2 separate regions of the Homo sapiens genome follow, and region 2 is linked to region 1. The links are chromatin loops, found by intact Hi-C in ENCODE. Cell type or tissue: dorsolateral prefrontal cortex. All regions are shown on one strand. Links, peaks and the distances in the headings refer to the core of each region. The heading gives the core; the rest is flanking DNA.

Region 1 (8,340 bases), core at 97-8,096:
CCACGCCTGGACTGCACGTGTCTGGGTTTGGTTGCAGGACTGGTGGTAGCATGTGCTTCTGCATCTTGGAGTGAGGGAGCAGAGATTTGTAAGGCTTTGATGCATCCACTCCTATAAACACTGCTGCAGTGCCTATCTGCTGCCTTTTGTGCCAAGTTCTGGCAGCCCAGCACATTGAGAATCATGCAAGGAAAGCAATGTGTGAGGCAGTTGATCTCTTGCAAACCTGGCTAAGGACAGCAGGGAGGCCATCTGGCCTCTCAGCAGTGGCCCTCTACAGATCAGCAGGGTCTTGATTCTGGGCTTGCATAGACAACATGGTCAGGGAAGATTTTGACTCCCTTGACCCACTTATGCCTAGTGTTCCATTATTGGAACGCCAAGCATGTCGGAGTTATTTATATCCTACTGCTCAAGGTCATCGCCAATGTCTGATTTTTAAATTCAAATTAAATTCAAAAAATCTCAACCTCCAGCATAAATGGGTTAACCATCTGGCTCCAGAACTGTTACCAAGAAATGACTAAAACAATTGTGGTGCCTGTTGGGGCATCCTGGGGTCTGGAATAAATGATAAATGTTAGAATCCCACCCATGGGTGTATGTCACCCCCAAATGTTCTGTCTTGGAATGGGAAAGGGCCCTGGGGCTCATACTAGGGTGGTTTTAATATGCTCGGTGAGAAGCTTTGCTGCTGTTTAGAGTTGCCCTTGTTCTTATGAACTGTCAGTTCCCTGCCATGAACAGAGAGGAAGCATAGTGCAGGCGGGACCTGTCCTCCTGCCACCTCCCAAACTAGGGCCCTTCAACAGTGATGTTTTCTCCAGGCCTGGGCCTCTCCTCCAGAAAGGTACTTCCAGCTTTAGATTTTCAAGTTATCAGGATTTGAATCTCATATTCACTGATTTTTGACTGTGAAAGGATCCTAGAGGCCATTGGACCTGGCCCTTCATTTCACAAATGAAGAAAACAACTGACACCCAGAGATTACAGCTAATTCATTTTTAGACTTATGATGTCTAAGACTCATTATCCGGTTCCCAAAAAGGGCACTCGAGCAAGATCCTGCCTCCAGACCCCTCTGATGCCATAGGCAGATGAGAGTAACTTTATTTTGAAAAGCTCCACTTTTTCTAGAAAAGATAGACTACCTCTCTCACAGCTAGAGCTGACTGTCACTGGGTGTCCATAGACTCCAAGTGCACAGAAAGGAGCCATAAACAAGAATCACAGCAAGATGGGAACTAGGAAGGCCTGTCGGGAAGCCTCTGGAGCAGGCAGGAGCCCTGAGGATGGCAGCTTCCGGGGTGCAAGCCTGAGTCTAGGAGGCGAGGAACTGAGAGCCGGAGCTCAGCTGTACCCAGGAGCTTTCTCTATGCTGGGAAAACATCCAAAAACAAGGATAACTTTCTGTCAACCCATTTTGAATCCTTGAATCTCTGTGTCGTCTTCAAGGGTGAACTATGCATGTCTCTGATCCGCATCACATGCAGGGCCAGGGAGCACACATTTAGATGGTTAGTCAAATCTAAATTATATTTACAAGAAGCCATCAGCATGTGCCATGGAAATCCATCCAGCTCTAAAGTCTATGCTGTTGGTCTGGATGTAGGCAGTTCTGGCTGTGTGTGTGAGGAAGAGAGAAAGAGAGACAGACATACCCAAACAGCACATCTGCCTTCAAAACCAGTGCACCCAGACACACCAGTCTCCTGGGGCTGGCCTTGAAAAGCTTTCCAATTAATAGAAATCAGTGTTATCCAAAAAGGCACATTATGGAGTTGACCCCATCCATAAGCATTCTTGCCCTTGAGATATAACAACCTTTAATTTCAACTTTCATAAAACTGTTCTCTTTAGGAATGATCCTGATTTTTCAAAAGCTGTTGAATTGGGGTCATCTTCGTCTTACTCCAGGTTTGAGACCAGGAAAACACAGCCTGTTCATTTGATGCTGAATTCCACAAGTCGTTATGTCTCTTCAGTTTGAAGGAGGCTGTTTTCTAAAAGCATAAATCATAAGCCAGAGGGAGAGCCCTTGGGATAATTCCCCTGAATGTTTCTTTTCTAAAGACAAATCTATGCCCATGTCTTTAAATAGTTTTAACACAGCTCCTGAAAATAGCAAAGAGCATTGCCTACACATCTGCATAATTAGTTGCAGGGAATAAACCCCAAATCCACATACCCTTTCCTGCAACACCCAGGGAGGCAGGTTCCTTAGGCTCAGCACTCCACACAGGTCCCTCGACAGCGTTGAGCCGAAGCAACGAAGGAACCACCATTGCAACAGGCTTGGCTCTGTTTCCTGGCTCTGTCTCGGCCAGCAGAGTAGGTGGGCAGCGACTCTCTTTCTGGTAAAGATTGTTCCACTTTACCCAGCACATCAGCCACAATTAAGGCTTCACTAAAATAAATGCAGAGAGTGGGGAATTGAATCAGGAGCCCCTAGTTCTAGACTCAGCCCTGCTACTAACTAGCTCCCCATCACCCTGGGCAGAATGCATCACATCCATGCCAGAGCTTTCCTACATCTAAAGTACGGAAGTCGGAGCTCTGACGTCCCTGCCAACTGATAGTTCACAGTTTTAAGATACCCACTTGCTAAACTTTCTGGCAGTATAAATGTGCTGACGTTGGCAAAATCTGCCTAAACGTCAAGCGCTGAGTTCCGCTCATTTATTCACAAATATTTCCTGACTGCCACTTTTGGATTGTGCACTATCCTAGATGCTGGAAGGTACAAAGGTGACTGAGACACAGGCTCCTTCTTCCAGGAAGAGATCGTGCTCTGCTAGGAGAGACAGCTATGTAAACAGTCATGATAGAGCTCTGTGGAGGTGGGAGGGAGGGAGGCACAGAATATTATGGGGGCAGATTTACAGGGTGCCTGGGGGGGGAACCCAAAGTCAAAGAGAAAGCCATGGAAGAGGAGAGAGCCAGTAACTCCATGAAGGAGACAGCAGCAAGGGGATATCTGCAAATTTCTGAAGCCCACGGGGCCTGAGGCAGAAACTGAGTTCAGCCAGATGCAGAGAAATGTCATGATTGTCTAGCGAGGAAGGTTGCCCATCTCAGTGCCTCGCTGTCCCAGCTGGGCCCTGTGATGGCAGCTCTGTGTTCCTGCAGCCTGCTTTAGTGACAGATCACTAGGACAAGATATTGTTCCTGCTCCTCTGAGAAAGGCCAAGGACAGCAGGTGACATTAACATGAGTGACGAAGGGACTACAGTTGGGCTGAAAGCCTTTTGGAATTCCCATAGGGTAATTAAACTATCCCATTACACGTTCTTGAATATCTGTGGGGTAGCTCTGTGAGATAGCTCATTGGATACTGCATTGCTGCCTTGCGAAGCTTGGGCTTTGAAGATTGCCATTCTGCCCACGGATGTGTACCCAATTTCCATTCCCTTTCATGGTGACAAATGCAAAGAGCACATTGGTCAGGCCAGTTCTCAAGTGTCAGTCTCTCGATTGCAAGCACGGGAGCCAGGCTGAGCTTGAGAGGGAGTGCTGCTCGCCCAAGGTCTTCAGGAAATCTCATCAAATGTTTGGAATTTTCATTGGTTGTCTTTCCACACTGTTAGAATCCTAGATCCCTGAAATGTGGTGTGGGGGTACAAAAGCAAGCCCAGCTTTGAAATCTCAGCTGCTTTTCTTGTTAAACAATTATTTGAAAATTCTTTTTCATAGCGAGCTAAATATACTCCTTTCTACCACTGCAAAGCCCTAAATAAATAACCACCCCTGAGGAAGAAAGCCAGGCCAGCCAGCAGATGAACACAGACACCTGCCACAGCTGTGGAGTCCCATTCTGGGACTCTGACGGGCACCCTCAGATCTGGTGTTGCTCCACTGTTCCCACTGAGTCTGAGTTCCAACTTCTTTTAAAGGAGCCAAGTAAAGGTCCACACACTCTGCTGTGTCTTCTCCACTCTGGGATATAAATGCTGTTGGATCATGTGTTATACAAATGTATTCCTGGTTCATCTCTTGACAGTTTAGTGAAACTCAAACCAATCATTGCTGATGTGGAAGTTGTGAAAAAGCAGGAACATAGAAGTGAGAGCCCAGCAGCTGTTATTTTCTGGTACCTGTTGAACAAGAGCTGAGCGCTGTTTCCCTCTGTTTTGCGGAGGGATGTGCTTTCTTAAAGCAGAAGGTTGACACTTTCCTGAGCCGCCTATTCCATTTCAGTACTAACAGCTGTCATTAGAGCCCATCTCCAGCTTGCTCTTCATCTCCTACGTCCATCGCAAAAAAATCACATTTTGCAAGGGATGGTCCTATGGGGTCTTTCTGCTTCAAAAAAAAAAACCTAGTGTGTAACCTCACTGGGTTAAGTGGACTATCACAAACAAAAGTATTCAGAGTAGATTTATTCCATGCAATATTTTAATGGACTCTTTAGAATAGGAAGAGTGGTTTCTGATATGGAGAGGCTGTTTCAGGTTGGAAGGAAATGTGCAGAGGTTCAGAAGGTCCGTCCTTCCTAAGTAGCCAGACTGCTTCACTTGCCATCTTAGTATCCAGACATAAATGGAGGCTGTCAGTCATCTCTGTCTTTGCCACTTCCATCTTCACCTTTGTCATAGAGCTCAGAATCACTTCACTGTGAATCTAGCAAGTTGGCCAGGGGCCCTGTGGACCAGCGATGCTTTGGGAACAGGCACACTCTCGGCACTTCTCAGATACCTCTGCTATTTGACTGAGCATGCAAAATAACCAGCTGGTCCCCAAAGAACAGATTCCTGTGGAGGAGGCTGTAAAACTCCTAGTTAGTGAGACATATATGCAGTCTGTGCTTCTCCACGTTCCCTCTCCAAGACCTTATCGTTCAGGCTGGACCAGTCCTCAAGGGAAAATCTCAGAAACTAAAATTTCTTGTAGGCTGCAAATGCCTTGAACTTACATTTTCTTTTAATGAAACATTTGCCTACAGTGGCTGAACACAGACAATTAAAAAAAACATGTGGTCAAAGGACCTGAATAGACATTTCTCCAAAGAAGACATACAAATGGCCAATAGGTATATGAAAAGATGCTCAGCATCACTAATCATTAGTGAAATGCAAATCAAAACTACAGTGAGATACCACCTCACATCTGTTAGAATGGCTGCCATCATAAGCAAAAGACAACAAGTGTTAGTGATAATATGGAGAAAAGGGAACCCTTGTACACCGTTGTAGAAATGAAAATGGGTACAGCCACCATGGAAAACAGTATGGAGATACCTCAAAAAATTAAAAATAGAACTACCATATGATCCAGAAATCCCGTTACTGGGTATATATACAAAGGAACTGAAATCAGTATGTTAAAGAGGTAATGTCTGCATTCCCATGTTACCACAGCACGATTCACAATAGCCAGCTTCAATGTTTATTGATGGATGAATGGATAAAGTGTGGTATGTATACAACATGTAATACTATTCAGCCTTACAAAAGAAGGAAATCCTGCCATCTGGGCAACATCGATGGACTTAGAGGACATTATGCTAAGTGAAATAAGCCAGACACAAAGGGACAAATACTATATGATCTCACTAATATAAGGGAATAGTTAAAATAGTTAAGCTTGGGCCGGGCACAGTGGCTCACGCCTGTAATCTTAGCACTTTGGGAGGCCAAGGTGGGAAGATTACTTGAGCCCTGGAGATTGAGGCTGCAGTGAGCCATGATCATGCCACTGCACTCCAGCCTGGGTGACAGAGCAATACCCTGTCTCAAAAAAAAAAAAAAAAACAGTTAAACTCATAGAAGCAAGGAGTATAATGGTGGTTGCCAAAGGATAAGGGGGGCAGAAAACAGGGAAGAGTTAGTCAGAGTGCAAAGTTTCAGTTATGCAAGATGAATAAGTCCTAGAGCTCTTCTGTACAGTAGAGTGCCTATAGCTACTCATACTGTGGCATATACTTAAATACGTGCTAACAGGGTAAATCTTATGTTAAGTGTTCTTAACACACACACAAAAAAAGAGGGCTGAGGCAACTTTGGAGGTGATGGATATATTTGTGGCATTAATTGTGGAGTTCATGGGTGTGTACTTACTCCAAACTCATTAAATTGTATACATTAAATATGCACTGCCTTTTTTAGGTCAATCATACCTCAATAAAGACAGGTTTTTTTTGAGAAATGTAAATATGTGACATCTCAGAGAAAGACAGTGTGAGTGATAAAGAAAAAGAAATGAAGGATTAAGGTATGCTGAAAGTGATTGAGGTAGTGTAGTTACTGTTTTATAGAGGGTGTCTGGGAAGGTCTCTGAAGTTTGGTCAGAGATCTGAAGGGGTGAGGAAAAGAACCATGTCCAGATCTTCCCCCATATTTACCTTTTTTACTCCAAAGAAGATGGTAAGCCAATGAAAGTTTTTGAGCAAGAAAATAACATGGTCTGATTTATGTTTAAAAGAAAGAGACAAAGGTATGAAAGAAGGATAATAATAATCTAGGTAAGAAATGATAGTGGCTTAGACGAAGTGTTAGCAAGTGCCCTAGGTGTTAATGGCACAAGTGTTCCTCGGACACATTTTCAGAGATCGTGATCTACCTGGATATGCATCAGAATCTCCTAAGTATATTTTAAAATACGTAAATTTCTGTGCCCCATTCCAGACCTGCTGAAACAGCATCTCTAGATTGGGGCCCAGGAATGATCAATTTGCCACTATTATAACTCTTCTCTGATCACCTACCCAGGGTCATTTCAGAACCTCCTTTGAGCCTCTAAAATTTAGCAGCTTAAATAAAGGTAGGCAATTCGCTGACAGAGTAAATCAGACTAACCCTCCCTTTAAGAAAAATTATAAAAGTTGGAGAAAATACTTTTAAAAATTGTTGTGGGACATCAGAGAGCAACCAATACAGCCAGGATTTAAAGTACCAGGATCCAGAGTGAAGGGACACAGAGGAGGGCAGCCATACATTTGCTGGTGCTTTGCCTTCTTATAGAATTTTCCAGTTCACATTGTGTGTCATAGAAGCCAAACAGAAACCAGCAGCATGGAACTTACAGCATTCATTAGGCTGGGAGGACAAAAAGCTAGAAATTCAAGGCTGGCAACCTAGCCATGGATTGAGATTGATTCAGGATCACAGAAGAGAAGAACTCAACAGAAGTCAATTTAAATTCCATGTGCTGTTACCCCTCAAGGCATTGACTGATACCTAAACTGAATGTTTGGGATCAGACAAGGAGGAACCAAACAAAAAAAGCGTCCACCAAGGCAAAGACTTTAGTAGTCTCATAGTCCTGGGGAGAAAAACCAGAGTTCAAACCCACCAACTGGGAGAAGCCCTTGTAAACAACCAATACTTTTAGTTGAGACCAACGAAAGTTCTATGACCTAAGAGTAAAGGGGGAAAAACAGAAATTGACTAGTATGAACCAGTCAAGGTGATCCTCATGCCAGAAAAAACTAAATCTACACCAGAAGAAAATGACATCATTCAGAGCCCTACAATTTTCTTTACACAGCCTGTCATCAATAAAAAGTAACAAAGCAGGCCAGGCGTGGTGGCTCACACCTGTAATCCCAGCACTTTGGGAGGCCAAGACGGGCAGATCATGAGGTCAGGAGATTGAGATCATCCTGGCTAACACGGTGAAACCCCATCTCTACTAAAAATACAAAAAATTAGCCAGGCATGGTGGCAGGCGCCTGTAGTCCCACCAACTCTGGAGGCTGAGGCAGGAGAATGGCATGAACCTGGGAGGCAGAGTTTGCAGTGAGCTGAGATTGCACCACTGCACTCCAGCCTGAGCGATAGAGCAAGACTCCATCTCAAAAAAAAAAAAAAAAAAAAGAGAAGAAAAAAAATTGTTAAGATTGTAAATGTTATATGTATTTTACCACAATTAAAAATTTAGAAGAACTTTTTAAAAGAGAGAAAGAAAGAAAACAGAGAAAGAGAGAGAAAAGAGCATGAACCTTTGAATTCAAATTTGTTCATGAAAATAATCTGGAAATTTTTAAAAAATACAATGAAGTTCACATTTAATGCAAATTTGCAGTAAAAAAATATAACTATGACATGTTTTATGTATGCATAAAATTTCAAATAATGTGACTTCTCTGAGATTTTAAAAGCTAAACAGGAATCACAATACCAATTCTGGAAGGCCAAGTGAACTATAAATGCCAGGTAATGGTGTTAACATTAACTGGCTGACGAACAGAAACGCAGTGCTACTGGGGGAAAACTAGTCAAGATTTGTAAATTTTGAATGATGGCATGCTGTCAAGAATGCATCCCACATATAAACTGCACCATTCTCTACAAAATTCTTGGCCCCTCACTGGACAGTATGATTAAGTATGTCTGGGGTCAA
Region 2 (8,340 bases), core at 101-8,100, 150 kb before region 1:
TAGTGGAACAAAGATCATTTTTCAAAGCAGTCACTGAGGATGGGCCCTGCAGAATGACAGTCAGCCTCTTCTTGTTTGACATGCAGATGGTGTCCTCCCTGGCATTTTTATTGGGTAATATATTACCATAAGAAGGTCTATGATAAGTGAAAAAGTAAAACTTGGGATAATTAGGGAGTTTTATAAGCTAATGAGTCATGTCCTTTCAATAGCTTCTTGGAATGTTCAGTATGGCTCCAGCTCTACATGGTGCATGTGGAGACCCGGGCCCTAGACCCTGCCCCTCACAGGTCCTGCATGGTGAACAACTCCCCTTTCTCCCCCTTTTTTAAAACTTTACTAAGGGTTAATTGGTATACAAAAAGTTTCACATATTTCGTACATACTTCTTGATGAGTTTGGATATATACATACACCTGTATGTAGACATCACCACAATCAAGGTACTAAACATGTCCACCACCTCCAAAAATTTCCTTGTGTTCTTTTGCGCATTTTGTTTTGTGCTAAGAACACTTAGTCTGATATCTATCCTCCTAACGGTGGCTTTACATTGCCTTTTCAGAGAAATTCCAAGCTACTTCACAAAGGCCTCCTGGTCTACTCAGCCCACCATGTTAGCTTATCTTTGGAGAACTCGCTTCAGCTCACATCAGAGTTCTGCCCATCGGACCACTTGCTAAGTCCTCTCTACCTCCCACACCTTTGCCCATGTTAAACCTTTTGCCTAAAATACTCCTCTGGCTCCTTCTGTATGCCCTTAGCCCTAACTCTTTTGCTTAGATAACACCTACTCATCCTAGGATCTTTTCCTCAAGGCAGCCAGCCCTCCTCACTCATGCCATCCACTGAGAGCACCCAAAGTGCCTTACTGACATATCACTTATTTCACTGTATTGTAATTATCCTTTGTCCCCCATTAGATGCAGCGAAGCGTGCATCTCTCTTCTTCACCACTGTCTCCCCCTCTGCCTGGTAGATGGTAGCCCCTTGGTAAATATTTATTAAATGAAAGAAGGAAGATCATCGAAAGACTAAGCTCATGCTACTAGAAGGCAGAGTAAAGAGAGGATTACAACCTAGGACATGGTTCTGAGTGCGTGCAAGGGGCGTAGGAGGACATCAACATGACATCGCACTTAACACTTCTGTTCTTGCAGAATTCATTTAAAGTAGGAACTGTTTGCAGGGAGAATAATAAATAAAGCTTACGAAAAAAAAGATGTTTAGACCATGGAACTAATCAGTGGACTCTTGGACTCTTTGCACTAAAGGTTGGCTTCCCCAGGCTCTGGTGAGATGCTGTTCATGAACAAGAAAGGAGCTCATGCCCACGGCCCTGAGCAGCCTGGGAGACTAGGAATAGAGCCGTTTTGTCCACTGCGGTGGAGAGGGCTGCTGCAGTGAATGACTGAGACCTCTGGAAAGGGTTTCGGGGTGCAGAGCAGCCTGTTGGAATTAGACGTTATGCTTGCTCAAAAAAAGGAGTTTCATTTTCATTAAATGGAAATATTTACTGCCCAGGGGCATTTGGTGAAAAACAGTTTGGTATTGGGAAGTGGGGTCAGGCTCTGTGCCTTTGATAAAACTCATGCCAGCCTCAAAAAAAAAACGCATGATGTGTCGCTATATGGGGGGACCCTATGGTTGGAGGTCTTACAAATCCAATGGGGCCAGTGTATTAAATATGGCCCTTTTCCCATAGAGTTGGTCATCATGATGTTTACCATGTTTCAGATTCAAGGTATCTGATCTCACCAGGGTCACATGGCCAAATATGTAACTCTCATTAAAAGATTGAGTTATATAGTCAGTATGGGGAAATCTCTATTCACTCTGGTGAACTGTGACATATTTTATTTATCATTTTTAATTATATATATTTAAGGTGTACAACATGATGTTTTGATATGCATATACATAGTGAAATGATTATTACAGTCAAGCAAATTAACATATCCGTCACCTCACTCAGTTACCTTTTCTTATGGTCAGAGCACCTAAAATCTGCTTTCTTAGAACCTGTTCGGTATAGGCACAATATTATTAACTTATCATCCTCATGCTGTACTTTAGACCTCTAGATTTCTTCATCCTATCTAACTGCAACTCTGTACCCTTTAAGCTACGTCCCTACTCTTTGTACCCTTTGTCCCTACTCTCCCTGACTCTACCTCTGGGAACCACTGTTCTCTCTGCTTCTATGAGTTTGACTCTTTTCTTTTCTTTTCTTTTTTTTTTTTTTTTTGAGATAAAGGCTCACTCTTGTGGCCCAGGCTGGAGTGCAGTGGCGTGATTTTGGCTCATTGCAATCTCCGCCTTCCAGGTTCAAGCGATTCTCCTGCCTCAGCCTCCCAAGTAGCTGGGATTATAGGTGCACACCATCATGCCCGGCTAATTTTTTGTATTTTTAGTAGAGACGGGGATTCACCAAATTGGCCAGGCTGGTCTGAACTCCTGACCTCAGGTGATCCACCTGCCTCGGCCATCCCTCGGACTGCTGGGATTACAGACATGAGCCACCACGCCCAGCCAAATTTGACTCTTTTTGATTCCATGTATAAGTGACAACATCTGGTATTTGCTGTTCTGTGCCTGGCTTATTTCACTTAGCACAATGTCCTCCAGGTTTATCCATGTTGACATGGATGGCATAAGAAAAGGTCATGTATTTATGACACAATTTCCTTATCCATTCATCATGTATTGATAAACATTTAGGTTTATTCCGTATCTTGGCTATTGTAAATGATGTTGCAATGAACATGGGGGTTGCAGACATTGCTATGAGTTGCTGACTTCATTTCCTTTAGGATAAATACCCAGAAGTGGGATGGCTGGGTCATATGATGGAGGGATCTCTTGTTTACAGGGGTCACAGGGTAACTTGAGCAGTGCCCCTAGGGATATAGGAATGGCTTAGCAGCTCAGTCTAAGGTAGCCAAGAGAGCACAAGAAAGAAGGTGTCCCACTGCCTGCCACTGCGCAGTGAAGGATGAATGCTGGTACTCCAGGGAAAGAGATTCTGAAAAGTGAGACGGGGTGTAGCAGGGGAGATGGCACCACGCAGTGTGAAGCACATGCCCATTCTTGAATGAAGCTATAAGCTTCCTGTGTACTAAATACCTCTCCCAGTGCTTCTCAGTTCTAACACCCTGCACAGGAAACACAGAGATGCTCCATAGTTGCCTGTTGAGTGTCGGTGCTCTTGGGATGTGCAGGGCTGACTGCAGGGTGTCCTCAGTTTCCAAGGGCAGGTGCAGGATGCAGTTGTAAATGCAAGGGGGTTAGGGAACATCTCTAAAGCCACTAATAAACACACAACTCCTTCGAAGAAAAGGTCCTTCATGACTTCTCATGATGGAATGGTGGTTCCATTTGGTAATTCTTTGCAGCATATTATTTCTACCTCTCACTGATGGCTTTCATCATTGAATCCTCCAGCCATGTGTGTCTTTGCTGTTTGTTTTTAGGTGAGTATTTATGGTCTATGGGTTGTTCAGACATATATTTTTATTTAGAAGCGAAATTAGCACCTGCTAGGCAACTATTTTAAATCTTGTAATTCTTGTAGCAGTTAAACAGATTTTTTTTCTTTCATGAGTTTCTGATTCACTTAATAAATATCTACTAAGATACTTTGCTAGACTGTGGGGATACAGAGATGAATAAATCAGGGCCCCCTTTCTCATGGACTTAGAGTCTAATGGATGAGACTCGTGTGAAAACAAATAAATATTGTGCGGGGTGATAAGTATAAGGATAGAGGGGTGTCCAATAGACAGTATGATGAAGTTGCACAGAGAACAGAGATGGTCAGCCAAGAGGACAAGGAATACGTGGTGTGGGAGCAGGGAGAGGAGTGTGCCAGCTGTAGGAAATAGCATGTGTAGTGCTGTGTCATTCTCTTGATAATAATCATCTTCTCCGCAGCACTGATCTTTCTGTGTGATATTCACTGTGTTCTTTTTGAACAATTGTAGTATCCTCCAGGTTAACAAAGGAAATATTAAACAGCGCAAGGCTCAGGACTAACTTTCATCACAGCAGCCCTGAGGGTTTTCACTGTATCCTGAGGAAATTCCTTGGAACCTCAGGGTGATACCAGTTTTGAAGTTTTTACCGCACTGTCCCGCTGTGAGTGGTACTGCATTATAATAGACTCTTCTAGTACTTTCAGGAACAAAATCCACTTTGGATGTCATCCTAGTCTCATATTGAAGTGAGTTTTGACCTAACTGGATCATGCTATTGGGGGAAGCTCTGGAGTATTTTGAATTTAACTAGTCATCCAACACAGTCTTCAGATCTTTAGTATATCTGCTTCTTTTTTTCTGCTTGATCAGTTTCTGAAAAAGCTATTTTAATATCCATCTTCAGTTAGGAATCTTTTTTCTCCCTGTGGTTCAGTCTATTGCTTCTCTTCATTTTCTGAGGCTGAGTTGTTAGAGACATGCAGTCAGTACTCCATATCCATGAGCCGTGGACTCCAACAACCACGGATCAAAAATATTCGGGAAAAAAATGATGGTTGTCTCTATATTGAACCTGTATAGACTTTTTTTTCTTGTCATTATTCCCTAAACAATACAGTACAACATTTACACTGTATTAGGTATTATAAGTAATCTAGAGATTATTTACAGTATACAGAAGATATGCATGGGTTATATGCAAATACTACACCATTTTATACCGGGGCTAGAGCATCTGTGATTTTGGTATCCTCAGTGGGTCCTGGAACCAATCCCCCAGGGATACCATGGGACAAGTGTATATGTTTATGACGATCATATCATCTTTCTCTTTTTTCCTTTATTATGTATACTGTCCTTTCTTTGTATTTATGATCATTGTATCTTGTCACCTATTAAGATTATACCCCAGCTTTCTAACTGTATTTGCATGCGGAATCTTTTTCAACTTTTAACTTTCAACCTTTTTACATCATTTTTGTTTTAATTGAACCTCTTTATAAACAACATGTAGGTGGATCTTTTTTTCTTCTTTTTAATCTGGTAATTTCTAGAGGTTTAAAATTTAATCATTTTAATTACTGGTGGCAACTGTAATTTTATAACTGGTTTCTGCAATTTTGTTTTCTATTTTTCATTTAATGTATTTTTTGTCTCTCCTGAATTCCACTGCATAAATTTTCTTCATGTTCTTCTGATGGAATAATATAACTATCACTAAACTTAGAATCTCCATTCATTCTTTAAACTTATCAATATCTGTCTCTCTCACCTCACAAGACAAATATTTTAGCATGTTCTGACATCCCTTCAGTCTCTCCTATCCAGCTTCATTTCCATGATATTACTATTGCCTAATTTTTAGTTTTTAATTTTTATGGATACACTTTCTTTTCTTTGAGCCTAGCCATTTTTTAATCTAAAATAAAAGTTACCAAGATATTTGCTCTTTTTTTTTTTTTTTTTTTTTTTTCTGGAGACGGAGTTTCGCTCTTGTTGCCCAGGCTGGAATGCAATGGTGTGATCTCTGCTCACTGCAACCTCCACCTCCCACTCACTGCAACCTCCACCTCCCGGGTTCAAGTGATTCTCCTGCCTCAGCCTCCCAAGTAGCTGGGATTACAGGCATGTGCCACCACGCCTGGCTAATTTTGTATTTTTAGTAGAGACGGGGTTTCTCCATGTTTGTCAGGCTGGTCTCCAGCTCCCGACTTCAGGTAATCCACCCGCCTCGGCCTCCCAAAGTGCTGGGATTACAGGCATGAGCCACCGTGCCCGGCCTCATCTTTCTTTCCATATGTCTTTCAGTATCAATATGATTTTTCTGCTCTTTTTAATGAAGACTTTTTTCTATGTGTTTTGGTGTCTTAGTGTGAAAAAACTGAGATCTTGTGGATGAGAGGTTTGCTTCAGATTCAGATGACAGTTTAGCTGAGTATAAAATTATAGGTTCAAAGATATTGGAAAATCTTATTTCACTGTCTTTTTTTACACCCAGTGCTGCTACTGTGACTCCTGATATCATTTCATTCTAGTTCCTTGGTGAGTAATCTGCTTTCTTTCTGAAGAGACTTTAGAATTTTCACTTTGTCTTTAATGTTGGTAAGTTTTACTGTATTAAAGGATGGACTTACCTTATCTCTCCTATTTGACACCCTTTAATTCTGGGAAATTACATAGTTTGCCCTTTCTATTTTCTTTTTTTTTTTTTTTTGTCCTGTTGGAAATCATAGTGTAAAATATTGGTAATTCTTCTCTCCCTCACATCTCTTAGCTTTCTTTTATATTTTCTGCATCCAACTTGCTGTTTATCCAATTTACTGTGTTTTTTGTTTCACCTGTTATTGTATCATATGTAATATTTGTACATAATTCTTTATGTTTCATATTATTGCTTCATATTTATCTTTTTAAGTAGAGTTATACTTATTTTAAATCTTTTTGTGCTTCTGTTGTAATATCTCTGCTTTGGATGGTTCTGTTTTTTGTCTTTCATTTATAGCATGTGTACTCCTCAGTTATGAAGTTATTTTGACCTGTAAGCTCATGTTTCTTTGGGAGAATCGGTTACTCTGGTAATTTTTTGGATAAAGGGCCAAAAGTCAGCTTAGTACCGGAGAATTTCAGGATCAGGTTGAGGAATAAACTCTGAGGGCAGCCAGGAGCCTGTGCATCAGAAGACCCACTTTTGGTCCCTACCACTCTCCTGCTCAGGTTTTTACTTTCAGACCCTTAGAGGCGTGGTTTTCAAGCTTCATTGTGAATCTGAATGACCGGAGAGCTTATTACAGTACAGAGTGCTGGGTTCCACCCCCAGAGTCTCTTGAGTGGCTTGTTCAGGATGGACCTGGTGATTGGCATCTCTAACAAGTCCACCGGTGATGCAGATGCTGTTGGTCTTGGGACCACATTTTGAGAAATGCTGCCTTAGGGAGGGCCACAGTGGGAGGAGTCAGGTTCCCTGAACTGTAACTCACTGATTATAACGGCAAGAAGGGGAGAGAAAGAGAGAGTGATTGTCCAAGGAGGGGCTGATCAGCACTCACTGGTCTTCAAAGATTCACCCCGGCAAGGTTTGGCACTGCCAAGTTATCCCTTCCTGTACACACCTGGGGCTGGGCTCTTCCTGCAGACCTCCAGGTGGAAGATATCTGCCTAAGACATGAAGCGAAAAGGCAAGAGCAGGGAGAGCTTTCCTCTGACCTCCTTCACTTTGTCTACAGCTGTCTTCTTGATGCTTATCCACACGCACTCAAGATGGACTTCAGACTTTTCAGCCATTTCTCACTGCTTTGTTTTCATTTTCATTTTTTCACTTCTTTACCTTTATTCTTCCAGAGCTGTTTTGCAGGGAAAGAGCAACAGTCTATGCTAGCTCACTAGCTTGAACTCTGAAGCTGTCATTATGAAACCCTGTTCAACAGTTTCCTCTTGATGTTAAACTAGAGACAGAAAATCTATACCTCAAAAGGACAGGAGGAGAATGGCATATCACATCTAGAGAGGCAGGGAGAGCCACGTCATGCTGGGCTCTGTAGGATGGGAGGGAATTTTTACAACAGTGTATCATGAAACACTGATGATTTATTTAGAAAAGAGACATCACTCGATTTACATTTTAAGATCACTCTGGCTGCTTTACAAAGTATAGATGGTGGTTTGACAAAAACGAAAGCAGGGAGACCAGTTATAAATTATCTAAGCAGGTGATTTGAACTAAGATGGTGGCAATGGAGATGGGGAGAAGTGAATGGATTAAAGATATTGCTTGGAGATAGATATGACAGAATGTACTGATGAACTGGATATGAGGGAAGAGGAAAAAAAAGAAATTGACTCCTAGGTTTTTAGCTTGAGCAACTGGATGGAGACTGGTGCCATTTCCTGTGATGGGAAAACATGTAGGGGCATGAGGTGGGGGCAGGGGATGGAATGGGAGCAGAGATTAATGGTTCTATTTAGTATATGTGAAGTTTAAGACTTAGTCATCCAAGTGAAGATGTCAAATCAGTGGTTGGCTCTACTGGAGCACACAGGAGAGTGCAGGTGGGAACACACATGTAGGAGTCATTGGCACATAAATGAATGAAATCAATGACGGAATCTGTGTGGATGGAAAAGGGGAGAACCAAGTCCTGACACAGGGTTCCCTCTCTGCTGTTTGAGTGAAGATGGAACATTACAGGGCCCCTTGGGGACATAAAATACCCATGGGGGACATTGTGAACAGGATTTCAACATGAGGTAGGAAATTAGACAAAGTGACTTCCCAGTCCTGAGCTTCTAAATTTCTTTCTTCCCAAAGTCCAATCTGGATGCGTAATCTTTCTCACAGCGCCCACATTTTTAGTTATTGTGAGTCACT

What was found. A loop is a pair of places that touch in the nucleus more often than their neighbours do. Peaks named below come from ENCODE experiments on the same cell type or tissue, not always from the same donor. Only the 100,000 strongest peaks of a DNase experiment are listed, where the experiment ranks them.
Region 2: it touches region 1 in a loop (1.9-fold over the local background); 10 of 110 quality-filtered maps call a loop at or near these places.

Annotation. Positions count from the first base shown.
Region 1 is chr1:234,292,011-234,300,350 of GRCh38, forward strand. The region is part of intron 3 of SLC35F3 (solute carrier family 35 member F3); the gene reads left to right. Among named protein-coding and RNA genes, the nearest start is that of MIR4671, 10 kb to the right of the region's middle. In dorsolateral prefrontal cortex, for the core only: no CTCF peak of the experiment used is centred there; a DNase peak (open chromatin) is centred at 4,671; H3K27ac peaks cover 4,962 bases.
Region 2 is chr1:234,141,058-234,149,397 of GRCh38, forward strand. The region is part of intron 2 of SLC35F3 (solute carrier family 35 member F3); the gene reads left to right. Among named protein-coding and RNA genes, the nearest start is that of SLC35F3-AS1, 130 kb to the right of the region's middle. In dorsolateral prefrontal cortex, for the core only: no CTCF peak of the experiment used is centred there; no DNase peak of the experiment used is centred there; H3K27ac peaks cover 515 bases.